Regions from separate parts of the Homo sapiens genome. Here regions 2 and 3 are each linked to region 1. A link is a contact called in ENCODE Hi-C or POLR2A ChIA-PET data. All regions are on one chromosome and are shown on one strand. The core of a region is the stretch at or near the end of the contact, and the rest is flanking DNA. Distances in the headings are between cores, read along the strand shown. Region 1 holds the start of CEP83 (centrosomal protein 83). Region 2 holds the start of EEA1 (early endosome antigen 1). Region 3 holds the start of UBE2N (ubiquitin conjugating enzyme E2 N).

Region 1 (3,111 bases), core at 269-2,768:
GTAAGGGGAATACCCAGCATACTCTGTCCTAAATAACCAAAGGACAACTCAAAACCATTTGCAACTCTCAGGAGAGTCCTGTGTGACACTTATAATTTAAAGCATTCTGGCCTGGTGCGGTGGCTCACACCTGTAATCCCAGCACTTTGGGAGGCCGAGGTGGGCGGATCACCTGAGGTCGGGAGTTTGAGACCAGCCTGGCCAACATGGTGAAACCCCATCTCTACTAAAATAAAAAAATTAGCCGGGCATGGTGGCACGCACCTGTAATCCCAGCTACTCGGGAGGCTGAGGCAGGAGAATCGCTTGAACCCAGGAGGCGGAGGTTGCAGTGAGCCGAGATCGCGCTACTGCACTCCAGCCTGGGCGACAGAGTGAGACTCAGTCATAAATAAATAAATAAAGCATTCTAACAATTCTGAACAAACTGAGTTTGAAATCAAACCTCAATACAAAAGGTGAGTATTAATTCTAACCACTTACAGGCTAAATTCATAAATATGGAAAATTCTAAATCCAGGTAACTGTAGGATAGATACCTTTAATTGTGTTTTAGTTAAATGTCAGACTTGTTTACAGACATGTTGCTTGGTAACAGAAGCACTGCTTTAACAACCCACTCTGTTTTAGAGCTGCTTAAAGTCTGAACAGATTATGAAGTATATATCATATACACGAAATTCAGACAAGTCTTTCCTTATCCTAGAGATCTGTAAGATTTGAAAGAGCTTCCTCATTTCAGCTAACTAAAGGCTTTACAAATACTTAGCAGTGGATATTCTTAAGAGCAAAATGCCCATTGATTATGGTCAAAAGTTGGACACTGAGGATTAACCAAAGTATTTAAACCCAGCATATGCTAACATATTTTAGGTGTTTATCTCAGTAATGACAGTCGACATCACTGTTCATTCAAATTGTCTTCAAAGCCAAGGAAAATGGTAGCATAGCTTTTTCATCGTAAATTAAGCTGGAGGTACTTAAACGTCTGGCCAATTACCAAACTGGCTACACAACCACCAAGCCAGAGTGCATCCAAAAGCTCCATGAAGAGTTTCACGTGCGTCTCTCTGCCTACTTTTCTAGCACGAGCTTCCACTACTTTAACAGGAAAATAAAAAAAGGATTCAAGGGCAGTTTGTGGAGGGACAAAATGAGTATTCCAAAATACAAACAAGACACCGTCCCCAGAAAGAGAGGTTACATACCAGACGCACGCACGCTCCTTGCAACCCGCACACGGAAAACTTAAGTGACCGCAGTTCTGGCCGCGCTCGCCACCGGGGACACCTCCACAGCTCCAACCACAGGCACCCACTCAACTCCGCTTACGGAGGCATTGGGACTAAGGGTTACGGTCCTACAGCGGGGTGTCGGCCCAGCGAGAGGAAGAGGGCCGAACGGACCCCTCGGGCTCCCGTCCCTAGGGAAATGTGAAGTATCCCGGGAGAGGTCCGAGGGCGGCGGCGGCGGCGGTGAAAAGCCCCACTCCTCCGCGTGGACCGGGATCCTCAGGGGTGCGGCGCCACCCCACGTGCTGACGTATGGCCCAGAAGCCGCCTCATCGCACCGCCCCACCAGCCTGGAGGAGCGGGCTCTGTCCCTTGGCCCAGCGGCACGCGAAGCAGGAAGTCCCACCCCCCACGCCGACGTCACCCACGCCACCGACGCCGGTTGCTGCCGGAGCCGTTAGAGGGAGGAGACAAACGAACCGAGGCGGGAGCGGCCACGGGTGACAGCGGCAGCGGCGGGGCCGGGCTGCGCTCCCGAAGGCGTTCCTGGAGGGCCCTGGGATGGACTCAGAGATCCCCAGAGCCCCAGGGGACGGAAAATCTAGCCCCGGGCACTTGCCTTGGAGTCTGAGTGATGCGCGTCGTTGGAGCGCGAAGCCGGTCTCCCTAGCCTCCGCCCGACACAGCGTCTCCAGGGGTTTTCCTCCTTTTCGCGCCTCTCCTTCCCTCTTCCCCACACCATTTGAGAGCCTCAAATGGTAGTCCTGCCGCCACCTCTCTCCCTTCGCCAGCCTGCCATCGTCCCCATGGGTGCAGATATGCGCTCCCGAAGCCGCCTGCCTGCCGCGTCTGCCTCGGGCATCAGCCCACGAGTGGGGAGTCGGCTCAGCTTGCCACGAGGGAACCTCGGGTTAGGACCAATCGCCCGGGAGAGAGCCCTCCTCGCCCCCGCACCTCCTGCTCCAAGTCTCCTGTCCTGGTTATCCCAAGTTCAGGGCCCACCTGGGGTCACATGGGGAACTACTTGTCTTAAGGCTGTAAACAATAGTTGGAAGAGGAGTTGCTAGCTTTTGAGAACTTCCATGATCATCCAAAGTCTGAAACAAAGTAGGCGGTCAGCCTTTCAAAATACGTGTTGGAAGAAACAGACACCTTCCCATCCCCAGCGTTTGTTCAGTGCCTTGGTTGGGCTTTGATTCTCACTGCTTTGTGAAGTACAGCTTATTTTTACCCCCAAGATTATGATTTTCAGGCTGTAGTTATTATTGGACAACTGAGAGGTGATTTTGTTGTTGTTGAAATGAGGGAAAACGGGCCATTAGAAAGGACCGTGTCTCTTAAGAGGAGGGAAAAAAAGGACAGCGAGTTGGTAATGGAATGTTGCTGGATGGATTACATAGATGAGACATGGGAGATAGAATAGAGAATCCAGAAATTCTCATGTATGTGTGCGTGTTTAGTATAATAACAGTAGCTCACATTTGCTGAGCATTTGTGTGGCAAGTACTGGAGTACTTTTTCAGGTTATCTTATTTAACTCTAACATTTCTGTAAGGTAGGTGCAATTGTTATCTCCATTTCACAGAGTTGCCCAAAACCATTACTTTTAAACGCTGGAGCCAGACAACTCCAGAAATCTCTGTGGTAGCCAGTAAACTATACATGACAAATTATTGGTCAGTAGGAAAAAGATCATTCGGGAAATGGCGGTGGCTCACGCCTGTAATCCCAGCACGCTGGGAGGCCAAGGCAGGTGGATCACCTGAGGTCAGGAGTTCGAGACGACCCTGGCCAACATGGTGAAATCCCATCTATTAAAAATACAAAAAGCCAAGAAAAACAAATATTCAATTAACAAACGGAAAGTTGTCCCACTTCC
Region 2 (3,111 bases), core at 178-2,677, 1.5 Mb before region 1:
AGATAAAGAAGTTAACTATTTCTCCCTCTAATAACTGACCAAGTTTCACATGACTTCATTCTTTCAGGAGAAAGCTAGGCAGAAGCAAGAGCACTCCCTTCCTATCTACTGGATGACTCAACTCTCTTCCGCACATTCCTCGGCTGAATCCTACAAATTCACTAATTTCTTTTGTCCTTTGAACTAGTTATCCTACTCCCTCGGTAAAGAACTAATAGGCTCGGCACCTACTTTTCAATCATTTACATTTTGTTACACCCTATCAGCCTCAAAAAGAAAAGAAAAAAGCTATACCAAAAAAAAAAAACAAATTTAAGTTGACAGGTACAATAACTCTTACAGGAAAAGAGATGTGAATTATGTTATTCTAGTAACTGATTCTTAAATGATACACCTACAGTTTTCTAATGCTCTAATCTTTCTATCCTCAAGGTTTTCCAGATTTCAGAGACAGCACAGGCAGAAACTAAGTGTATATACCACTTGATCAAGCTTACTGCGGATTTATTCTTGGATAGCTAAAATAAGGTAGTGGGGCTTGCACAGAAAACATATTTTTAATTAAAAAAAAAGTTTCCAACAGTGAGTAACATCTTCCTTCTCGGCTGACTGTGCCAGTGTCAGTCCCACGCCTGGGCCCAGGCTAGGCCGGGGCTCACCACACCACCCTCCACTGTGGTCCAAAGGAGAAAGCAGGGCCGTGTGTGGCAGGTGCGCATCGTGTCAAATTGGGGGGCACGGGGAGTGCGGCGGGTGGGGAAAGGCGAAGCAAGCCGCCCGAATCTCCCATGGGGCGTTCTCCAGCCCGGCAGGCGGCGGCTGGCCCGTCCCACGGGCACCAACTCTCCATTTTCACTCCCACTCAGGGTTCCCGGGAGGAACGCGCCGGCACCACACCCTCCAGCTCGCAGCCCGCTCGCACACACGGAGCCCCGCGCCGGAGCGGGCGCCAGGCCTGGACGCGCGGGGCCACCAGGGCTCTGCCTGCCGCCCCGCCGCGCCGGCCCCACCCGCCCTCCCCGCCCCCGGGCCGGGCGACCGAGGCCTAAGCGCCTGCCGGGCTGTGGGGCCTAGGGAAGGAAGGAGCCCGCGCTGAGGAGGGGCGCCCGCGCCGCGGCCCCGAGCTCCGGCTGTCCCGCTCACGTGCTGCCAGAAAGACGGTTTCACTCTCTTACCCTCTGTAAAATCCTCCTTAACATGGTTTAACCACCACCCGGCGCCGCCGCGGTGACTCTCCAGACCCTGCGCGGGGCCACTCACTACTCGGGGTGCGCGGGCGGGAGGGACTGGGCCGGGAGGGGACCGGGAAGGAGGTCGGGGCGAGGCGGTGGCGACGGCCGCTCGGGCGGCCCCGACTTCCCCACAGGCGGCGAGAGGGAGCACGCGAGAGAGAGCGAGCGAACGACTAGGCAGCCTGCGAGCGCCTCCAGCCCGCCCGCCGGGCAGCCCCCGTAACTGACAGATGGGCGGGCCCGCCCGCGGCCGCCGGGGGGCGGGGCGGTGGCGGGCCCGCCCCTCGCCTGTCCATTCGCGGGAGGCGGGGCTGAAGGGGGCCGGTCCAGGCCAGCGACCAATCGGAAGCGGTGGCAACGTGGGCGGCTGCGTGACAGACAGGCGGCAGGACGCTGTCGCCGCAGCTTCTTCCGGCTAGCTGGGGGACGCCGAGGCTGCGGAGTGCACGCCTGGGCTCCGTCAGAGGGCCGCGCCCGCGCGACGACCGCGTGCCCGCTAGTGGGAGGCGGGCGAGGACCCCTGGGGGTGTCCCTCCCTGACCCAGGCGGGAGGAGGGGACGCCTTAGGCTGTTTTGTAAAATGTGTCGGTGTGACCCTTCCGGCGATGGCTCCTGACTCGACGTGGTATTGAGCCTGAGCTATATGCTAGTTTCTGCTGGAAACGCTGACTCTGCCTCTTAGCCCCTGGGTTGAAGCCGACTAGAGAATCTCAGACGTGCTTAACCGGTCTGTTGGGCTTCCCTGCCCTTTTCCAGTCCCAGGTTTCCTTTCCCTGCTCCCTTCCTGCTTCTAATTTCAGCCAAAGAGAAAGCAAAGATTTAGAAAAGAAGGGTAGGAAGAAGCTGGAATTTGAATTGGCAAGAGAAGTTTGAGGTTGTCTTTTCTAGATCAAAACAATTTTTAATAGGCTGATGTTCACATGTTGCACTTTCTAAAGCCCGTGCTTGACCTCCTAAGGAATTTTAAGTCCTATTCTGATAATCGATTTATGAAGTAAATTGTCATTAACGCCTCTGTTTTATAGATTAAGAAGAAAATGAGGTCACAGATAAATATCGTGCCAAAACGACGTGGTCTTTGAACTGACCTCCAGGCACGATGTCATTATTTAACTCGAGAAATCACAGCTTCTGCGTCCTACCATTCTGCCAATATTCACAGCCAAGAGGCTCAACTTAACACCCTGGTAGAAAAAGAGAAGCCTTTAATATTGCTTGAATAGGGAAGGAGAGGGAATAATGGAACTAACCTTGCTGGGAGGGAAAAAAAAAAAAAAAGAAAAAACCAACAGACCACTGAATGAAGCCTATGAAGCAATGAATGGAGTGCTTTTTGGAAAGCACTTCCAGATCTTTTGAAAAGCAGCACAAAATTAAATATTATTTGCAAATCAGTTAATGAATAGGAAAATGTTTTGTAAAGTATAATGCATTATATAATGTAATATGATATTTCTATCCCAAATATATTTGGTTTTTTATTATGTGTGTGTGTGTCTCTCGATGGTGCAGCAGCACGGTCATGCCTACAGCTAATATATGAGTAATCACTAGTGATAATGCACTTACAAAGAACATACTTTTCCATCTTTCTAAACATGAGGTGCTTTATTTTCAGACAATATGGGAAACATTCTCAGCGACATGGGGTGATAAAAGTGACTTTTTTTCTCTTTTTTGTTTGTTTTTCAAAAATTAGTTTAGGGTCAGGCACACTGATTTTATGCCTGTAATCCCAGCACTTCGGGAGACGGAAGCAGACAGATTGCTTGAGCTCAGGAGTTTCAGACCAACCTGGACAACATGGCAACAACTCGTCTAAAAAAATATTAGCTGGGTGTGGTGGCATGCGCCTGTGTTCCTAGCTACTCAGGAGGCT
Region 3 (3,111 bases), core at 454-2,953, 1.0 Mb before region 1:
AAACATGACCTTTGGGGACCATGTGACTGCATTATAACTAAAACCACGTTGTACGGACCTGCCAATACATATGACAATTAAAACTCCTTGGACAGAATCCTAGATAAATCCACACACAACAAATTTCGGACTATGAAGATTCACATTATTAGACTCCAGTGCTCCCTGACAATCTGTTCTACTTCTCTCATTTCTAAGAATTTCTACCATACAAAAACGTCTTATTTCTCTACATCAGCACCCTTAGGTCAGTGACATCTCCCTCATCTCAGATATATTTAAATGCAATTGGATGAAGCAGTATACAGTACATCATCCTCGAAGCCTAACAGGTCTTCCACTTAGTATGCATCTCCCCACAGATTTCACAAGAATGAGCAAGATTAACATACACGTTCACCAGGTTATATCAAGCAAAATGATGCTGCAATTGAGTCACTTTAACTGGCGCATTTAGTCACATAAATGTGCAACTAATTTCCTTCATAAAAACCGACACAAAAATTTAAGGTTTAGTTGTTGTGATGACAAGGAATATCTCACGTCTGAAGACTTGTCGATATTTCCTTAAGACTTTACAAAATCAAAGAATCGAAAATGTCATGGTTCCATACATACTTGTCAAAACACAGTATTCATAAACAGCCAATTAATAATTAAAACGCACAAAATTGAGGGGCAAAAGATTTCACGAGATCCCCCACAGAGGCCAAGGTAGGAAGATCTCTGAAGCCAGGAGTTTTGGAAGCCGCCTGGGCACTATAGCGAGGCCTCATATCTACGAAAAAGAGAGGAGAGGAGAGAAGAGGAGAGAGAAAGAGAATCCCCCATAACTGCGGCCCTCCCCCAGCCTTGTGTTAAAACTATTTCCTCGGAACAGCTCTGAAAGAGTTTGCCAACCAGAGTAAAATCACTTCGCAGAGATAAACGAGCGGAAACGTATTCAGAAGAGAGAGATCGCGGAAGCAAGGGCAGCGGGGCGCGGGGCCCCCACGTCCCGGGACCCAGGCAGCCGCGGCAACCAGGGGCGAGCATGTGCTGACCGCGGCAGGACGCGCGGGCCTCCCAGAGCCACTTCCCGGGGCGCAGGGCCCCGCCCGGCCTGACCCTCCCGGTTCATTCATTCTGCACCCGCGGTTGCCGCACCTCCGCGGCCCCGTCGGGGCGGAGAAGAGGGGCTTGGCTGCCGAGGGACCTTGTCGGGCCACAATCCCCACCAGGCGCCCGAGCCCCGCCGCGATTCCCGCGCGCCCGCGGCCTCCGGCGGGGGGGTGGTCTCAGAAGCTATGGAGGCCCGCGCCCAAGCCCAGAGACCCCCAGCCTTGCCGCCCCACCCTCCGCCGGGGCGTGGGACAGCACTCCCTGGCCCGCCGGGCAGCCGCCTGGAAGCCCCGGGTCCCCGCTGTCCGGCTGCCCCGCCGCGGCCGGAAGTCTCCCCGGCGCCCCCTCCTCAGCACCCGACTTCCCTCGCCGCCGCGGCCAACCCCTCTCCGCGCCGCCTCGGGCCTCCCAGAGCGGGCCGCGGGCCGAAGGAGGCGAGAGGCCGCGCTGCCTGCCCAGCTGAGCCGACGAGAGCAGAGCGAAGAGCTGGAGGCCGGCCTGGGCGGTTACCTTGATGATCCTGCGGGGCAGCCCGGCCATCTTGTCAGAACCCGAGTTCGGCCTCTGGTCTCGTCTCCGGCTCCTCTCGCCTCACGCACGAGTGGAAGTCCCGGGCTCCACTTCCGGGGGACGTTGCCGCGCCCGTCGCCGCAGCCGCCGCCGAGGCCCCTCGGGAAATGTAGTCCCTGCTCGGGCGCGGGCTCGGGCACGGGCGGGCTTCCCTCCGACCTGGCCCCCTCCCCCGTGCGCCCCGCCCCAACCGCTGCCGGGGATGGCGGAAGTGACGCTCTGTTGCGGGGCAGGGACTTGGGACAGGCCGCGAGGGGAGGCGCGGGGCTCTGGCGCTCGTGGCCGAGCCTGCCCGCGACGGTGGTACGGCACGACCCGCGCGCGACTGCGCGCGCGTCTCTCTTAACCGTGGCCACGCCCGCGCCGGTGGACGACGTAACAGAGGCCTGGCCTACGACGTATCCCATTCATTCATTCACGCGTTCGTTCTTTCAGCTCACGCGTTCGTTCTTTCAGCTCAGCCTGCATTGCGCGCGTTCCCTGCTGGCTCTGCAGTGAACGACTGAGGTGGGGCTCATCGTCTTGCTCCTTCCTCAAAGGGAGGGCAAGACCGAAACTCGGTGGCAAAGCTCTGACTGGGGGTCTCTCCAGTTACTCACACGCTGTTGGGGGAGTTTTGATGTTTAAATTGTATAAATCGGACCTCTGACACGCCCCTAGGCCCAGGGTAGGCTGAAGGAAAAGGGTTTGGAGCGAGTTGGAGGCGGGAAGAATGGTTCTGAACGCCTAGACCTAAAGGTTGAGACTCAGAATTGTTAACAGGACGAATGACCAAGGAGAGGTTTAAAGAACCCAGAGTAATCCGTAAAGCAGAGATTACCTATAGAGTGCGAGGTCCTATGAGAGAATTAGAGTGGGGGTGCCCGAAAATTGAATTGTTGGGGAAGCGTTTTATCCTGATGACGGATGGTTTGCTGTGTGATGGACTGTTTGCAAGCACTTTACTTCATCTTCACAGCAATCGTGAGGAGGTGTTGTTTCCATTTTACAAATGAGGCTTAGATAGTTAACCTTTTCCAAGGAGCTGTTTTGTCCCCAGGCAGATCCGCCAAGACCTGGCCCTTAACTACTTAACCACAGTGTTTCCTAGCACACTAACAGACAGTAGATGGTGAATAAATGAAGACAAGACTGACCGTGCCTTCCAGGAACTTAGATTCCAATGGAGAAGAGAGACCAGTAAACAATTAGTTACAATCCAATGTGTTAAGGGCTGTCTGTAATACAGGTTCCTCCAAGGTGCTATTTTAGCAGAGAGGCATTAACTGCTTGAGAACTCAGGGAAGCCTTCTTAAATAAGTGAAGTCCTCAATGATGAGTAAGAACCTACCTGACCTTGTAGGGAAGAGTATGCCAAGCATAGGAAATGGCCTGTGAAATGGCATTGAGCTATGAGAGAGAAAAAATAGTGCACTAAAGAAACTGGAACTCTGAATACAA

The links. Hi-C counts contacts between places; a loop is a spot of excess contacts on that map. ChIA-PET counts read pairs that join two places held with the same protein, here RNA polymerase II (POLR2A). Pooled maps may share reads with other maps.
Region 2: a map of CD8-positive, alpha-beta T cell shows a loop between it and region 1 (7-fold over the local background). The contact joins the promoter of EEA1 here to the promoter of CEP83 in region 1. A Hi-C loop is called at or near these places in 4 of 168 maps with a recorded cell type or tissue (CD4-positive, alpha-beta memory T cell, CD8-positive, alpha-beta T cell and naive thymus-derived CD4-positive, alpha-beta T cell) and 13 of 50 pooled maps. POLR2A ChIA-PET finds 5 or more read pairs at or near these places in 1 of 52 experiments (OCI-LY7).
Region 3: a loop to region 1 is called in a map of CD4-positive, alpha-beta T cell, with 13 times the contacts of the local background. The contact joins the promoter of UBE2N here to the promoter of CEP83 in region 1. A Hi-C loop is called at or near these places in 6 of 168 maps with a recorded cell type or tissue (B cell, CD4-positive, alpha-beta T cell, CD4-positive, alpha-beta memory T cell and 2 more), 1 of 37 single-sample maps with no recorded cell type and 15 of 50 pooled maps.

Annotation. Positions count from the first base shown.
Region 1 is chr12:94,458,349-94,461,459 of GRCh38, forward strand. CEP83 (centrosomal protein 83) reads right to left here and starts at 1,519. Exons shown (of 17, transcript NM_016122.3): 1 at 1,209-1,519. CEP83-DT (CEP83 divergent transcript) reads left to right here and starts at 1,655. Exons shown (of 1, transcript NR_027035.1): 1 at 1,655-3,111. RefSeq lists an enhancer at 1,936-1,985.
Region 2 is chr12:92,927,868-92,930,978 of GRCh38, forward strand. EEA1 (early endosome antigen 1) reads right to left here and starts at 1,428. Exons shown (of 29, transcript NM_003566.4): 1 at 1,176-1,428. The coding sequence starts at 1,199. RefSeq lists a silencer at 818-1,897.
Region 3 is chr12:93,440,244-93,443,354 of GRCh38, forward strand. UBE2N (ubiquitin conjugating enzyme E2 N) reads right to left here and starts at 1,704. Exons shown (of 4, transcript NM_003348.4): 1 at 1,612-1,704. The coding sequence starts at 1,641. RefSeq lists silencers at 920-1,039, 1,070-1,209, 1,360-1,569, 1,650-2,109 and an enhancer at 1,602-2,239.